2 separate regions of the Mus musculus genome follow, and region 2 is linked to region 1. The links are chromatin loops, found by intact Hi-C in ENCODE. Cell type or tissue: left cerebral cortex. All regions are shown on one strand.

Region 1 (2,500 bases):
TTTATGTTTATCTCTCTTGAGATGAGAACATGCACCCTTTACCTGGAGGAGGGACAAAGGACAAGGGTGAAGGGAAAGACCATACTGAGTATCCTTGTCTTGAACTGTAGGCCGACTTTCACCCTATCACTCTGGATCTCTCTGCCTGAGGAAACAGACTTGTGTGAGTCGCGTCGGAGGCATCTTTGAGCTTCAGTTGAGTGGCCAGTGGGCATCTAAGCAGGGGATTACTAGAAGGAGGCAGGAGATGTAGTTCTCCACTTCCCCTATGTGCTCACTGTAAACCAGCCATCACCTTGGCTAGATCAAGCATGGTTTTTTTGGTTTTTCTTTTTTTTCCTCCAGGGTTACTGTTTCTTCATGACTCTCTCGTTCTGTGTTCAGGTAACTGTCCCCTGCCCTTGAGTGTTATTGGTTGTTATAGCCCTTCTCCAGCCCTGTGGTTCCAGTTCACTCTGCCCACACCTTCATAAACAGAACCTAATTTAAACTATGCTCCCAAATTATCCAATTTGAGAGAACCATCTGTTTCCTATTTTGAAAAATGCCTCACACAGCCATCTTGACTCTGAACTACACAGTGTTTATTATTTAGAGTTCAGGGAACTGCAAGTGATATAAATATTTCAACCACCCTCGCTTAAGCTACAAAAGCATATGGATTTATTGGGCTGCATCACTCGAAAGTCCAAGCAATGATTTTGTCCACAGGCACGGCTGAATCCAACAGTGCATGTGACGTTGGCAGGGCTCCCTCCTCCTCTTGGCTCTCATGTGTGCTGTCTTCCTTTTCAGGCAAATACTTTCTACTGAGCGACAAATAAAAGACACTGGCAGTTCTCGCCTTACAGCTGATACAGCCCAGAAAAAAGAACCTGAGAGATGTTGTGTCTTAACACACATGGTGACATTATCCTTTGTGAACTGTTAGAGTGCCACTAAGGTTGCTTCCCTGGATGTTCACGTATGTATCCCAAGTTAACAAATCCTCTGCAGCCTGGTTAAGGAATGGCTAAAAATAGAAAAGAATACTGCTCAGTGAGAGCACACCATCTTCTAGTCCTCAGAGTTCTTTCATTTTGAAATATAGACTTGAAAACAGGGAAGAAAACTGTTGAATGAAGTGAACACCGGCTTCTACCCTACATTTGATGCTATTCTTCCTAGAATACAGACTCACTTGTCTGCCCAGATAAAAGCTTGCATAGCAAATCCATCAGGCATGGTCTCTCAGCTTCATTCTAATTGGTGAATGCAATAATTTGGTGAAAGGGGGTTTCCTAGGGTGAACAGACAGGTAGCTCTGTCCAAAAGGCTGTGCCAACCTCGCATTTCTTCCTTGGCAGCCAGTTCTACAAATATGACTTGGAATAGACAGTATGCAGCTTTGAGATCAGGAGGAACATTAAGGAGCCAGATTGTCTAGGATGGAGGGTGTAGAATAGCCTCTGTAATAGGTAATAAGTAAAGCAGCTGGTTATAGTAGGAGAGGGAACAGACAGGTAGAGCAGGCTGGGCTCCTCAAGGGAAGTACCCACAGTTAGGCAATTAGTAGATCCATGGGAAAGCACAGGGAACTCACATTAAGATATACTGTGAAAGTGGCAGATATGGAAAACAGCTTTGCCAATGGTATTAGGAGACTGGCAGGAAGGAAGTTAGAGCTATTCAAGAAAGGAGATCCTAGGGTCTAGACAAGGGAATTCACAGCTTCCTATGTGAAAGTAAGACAAAGAAGTAAGGGAATTCTTCAGGATGAGAAAAATACATGTTAAGAAATGGTACACGGGGACCATTTGCCTATACATTCTTGGACACATGCATCAAGGCAGAACTCAGAGCATGTAGATTCCATGTAGCACCTTTCAGGAATGTATAGCTCTTTTTCTGACAAGCTTTTCACGTGTTTTCCTCAATAGATTTTTATTCAATTGTTTGTTTCTTTGTGTTTAGGACCTATTATTATGAAGGGTAGTGTCATAAATGGGGTGAGGAACCTGGGTTTTAGTGTCTGACAAGATGGCTTTTGAATATCCACTCTGCCATTTAGTAGCTAAATATTTTGGGGGTTAAATGACTGGACTTTATTCATAAAAGTTGAACACAATTCCTACTTCATGGAATTGTTGTAGATAATGATGTAGATTATATACCCTAAGTGACTGTCATGGTAATCACAGGGTGAATGGTAGCAGATATTATTGAAAATTCCTTAGCCGGAATGGATTTTCCAGAGTTGTTGTTCTGGGAAATTGATAGTGATATTAATAGTTACTTCCCCTCTTTTTAAAAACTTCACTTTTAGCTAGCAAAATAAGCAGACCACACTAGATTTCAACACTTTTTTACATTTTGGTTCTGTTGGGGGGAAAAGTGTGAGACTTTCCTGTGGTTTGGCTTTGTTCCTGAGAGCAGAGGTCAAAAGGTTATATTCATTTACTCTGTTAGCCTGACTCATCCTGGCTCATGGGATCATGGGTAGATTTTGCTGAGATATGGG
Region 2 (2,500 bases), 51 kb before region 1:
CTCTTTACTCCCAACCCTTCTTGTTCCAGAAGTTTTAGACAAGGGACTCTAGAGCTTCTTGTTGCCAAGGAGATTGGATGGCAAGAGCTGCTGCCCACATGACATTTGCCCCATTCTGCAGACCCCCTCTTCAGCATCACAGCCATCTGCCTCACTTGCTGTGCCTGGCTTACTCTTCACTGTGCTTTCCTTCTGGGCTTTCTAAATCTTAGCTCTAATTTGCAATCTGATTTCCCCAGCGTTGGCAGTTCATTTCCCTGCGACTGCACCTGGCTCCCTATATCACGTAACACTGACGCAGGTCAGCATGCAGATATGAGACTCAGGGGTTCAGATTTCAGGCTGTGAGCACAGGAGTCCAGCAGACTTCTAGAACTGGATACTTGGTCGTCTTAGAAGAGCTTCTTGGTATGGATACTCATTATCATTAGAGTTGCTTTTTTTTGGTGTGAATAAAATAAAGCTGTAAATATAGTTCATGTTAACACATTCTAAAGCAAGACCTGCTTTCCTTGAGCAGCTCAAAATTAGTTTAGTAAATCGTGTGGTGGAAAGTTTTCACTAAGTTTAATAACATCATAAGCTGTTCTTGATATTTGACAAATTACATCTCTAGAAATGTGTGTGTGTGTGTGTGTGTGTGTGTGTGTGTGTGTGTGTGTGTACATATGTGCAAGATAGAGTTAGAGAGAGACAGAGTCAGTGTTAAGGAATAGAGGAACAGGATAAACATGGTTCAAGGGGTGACCTTTGTTTCATTTGTCCTTGCTCCCCAGTTCTGTTTCCATCCCAGTATGATGCAAGACCCCAGAACAACTGAATTGATGCTACTGATTCAAATCATGGTTAATTCACATCTCCCTCTTGGCTGAAGCTAAACCGAAGCTGCTGTCTCTCATGAAGATTCTGCCTGCAGCTGCGTGACACAGATTATAAAAAGACTCTCAGATGGAACACAGAAACTTCGCTTCTAATCATTCAAATGCTTCATTCAGTTGAAATTATCGTCTAGGAAAATTCCAGATGTTCCGATGTTTCACTTCCCCATCTGAAGTTCCCATCCTGGAGGGCAGCTGGTCACTGATCTGCGCTGCTACACTGGCAATGATCAGCAGGGGTCTGCTCAGGGGCCAGCAAGAGGATCCACCAATACCCTGGAGAAATCAAGTAGGAATCAAGAAAGATGAGAAGAAGGGAAATTTCTAACCCTAGGTTACTCTTGTGTACTCTTCACCAAGAGAACCAGTGAAGGAGGAGGGAAAATAAAGACAAAATAAGCATTTAGGACAGGAGCTGGAGAGATGGCCGAGAGCAGTCAAGAGTTCTTGTTGCTCTTGAGGAGGAAGGACCTGGATTCAGTTCAACCAGGTACAACACAACCTATAGTACCAGTTCCAGGGGATCCAGTGTCCCCTTCTGACCTTCAAAGGCACACGCGTACATGTACGTACAGAAAAACCTCACATGTCAAATCAAAAGAACACGTTCAGTAAGATTGTAAAATATATTGGGTGACTTAAGCAATGGTTTAAACATTTGTATAAATTAAGGGGAACCGCTTTTTCTGAGAGAGTTTTGTGGGGTTTATGGTGTAATGTGCAAAGGTTGAACATCTCCTTTAACACACTGTCTTGAAGTCCGTATGCCCCAGTGCTCTGAGAAATGTTATAGGGGACGAAACACTGACTGGTTTTCTTTGATGGTCTTTTGCTGCAAAGCATTGGCTTCCCTCACTTTAATCAAACCCTCTTTCTTCTGCAAAGTGTCTCAGCTCTGAAGATGCAGCAAACTACTTTATGAAGAAGGATTCTATGTAGCAAATCTTACAGATGAGTGAGTGAGAAAGTACACAAAAAGGAAAAGAAGCAAGAAGAAAGTGCGCATGTCTGGTTGGTGACCCTCTTGAAGTTGTGAGTCAGGGAAAAAAAAAAACTAAGAAAAAGAAAGAATGACAATCTGCTATGTTTTGACCCTAAATTATAGATATACCTATGTGTTGTTATGATCCTTTATCATATCAAATATTCAAATCACAACTTCCGGTGGACCTTACAAACTAATTATTTCTGGTGGGCCAGAACCAGCTGGTGGCTGGTCAGTAAATATGTATGTCAGAATACAGATTTACTGACTAAATGCATGCATGCATGGGCATCTTTGTATGTACTCTTTCAGTCATTAAAAATACTCAAGAACTGATCCAGAACCCTGACCAGCACAGGTACTCATTTCTAAGTTTGGGGCTAACCTTTAATTTATTTTATTGAATGCTGGTGGGGGGATGCTTTGCTTGTGCAATTTTAGTTGCACATAATACAATATCAATCTTTTTTATGTTTGCAAGATTAAAACTTTTTTTCCTATCTGGTTAATTATCTCCTTAGAATTTAGTAAGCTTGGCAGAGGCTGCCCTTTGGGGCTCATTAAGCCAAATTTCCACTTCAGGATTAGAAATGCAGCAAGAGGAGAGGACAGATGCATTCAGAGTCTGAGCTGGGAG

Evidence for each region. Hi-C counts contacts between places; a loop is a spot of excess contacts. Peaks named below come from ENCODE experiments on the same cell type or tissue, not always from the same donor. Only the 100,000 strongest peaks of a DNase experiment are listed, where the experiment ranks them.
Region 2: it touches region 1 in a loop (8-fold over the local background); 5 of 42 quality-filtered maps call a loop at or near these places.

The regions. Positions count from the first base shown.
Region 1 is chr3:137,511,434-137,513,933 of GRCm38, reverse strand. No RefSeq gene overlaps it. Among named protein-coding and RNA genes, the nearest start is that of Gm4861, 40 kb to the left of the region's middle. In left cerebral cortex, no CTCF peak of the experiment used is centred here; DNase peaks (open chromatin) are centred at 738 and 1,386; H3K27ac peaks cover 2,006 bases.
Region 2 is chr3:137,562,258-137,564,757 of GRCm38, reverse strand. No RefSeq gene overlaps it. Among named protein-coding and RNA genes, the nearest start is that of Gm4861, 11 kb to the right of the region's middle. In left cerebral cortex, no CTCF peak of the experiment used is centred here; DNase peaks (open chromatin) are centred at 278 and 951; H3K27ac peaks cover 2,100 bases.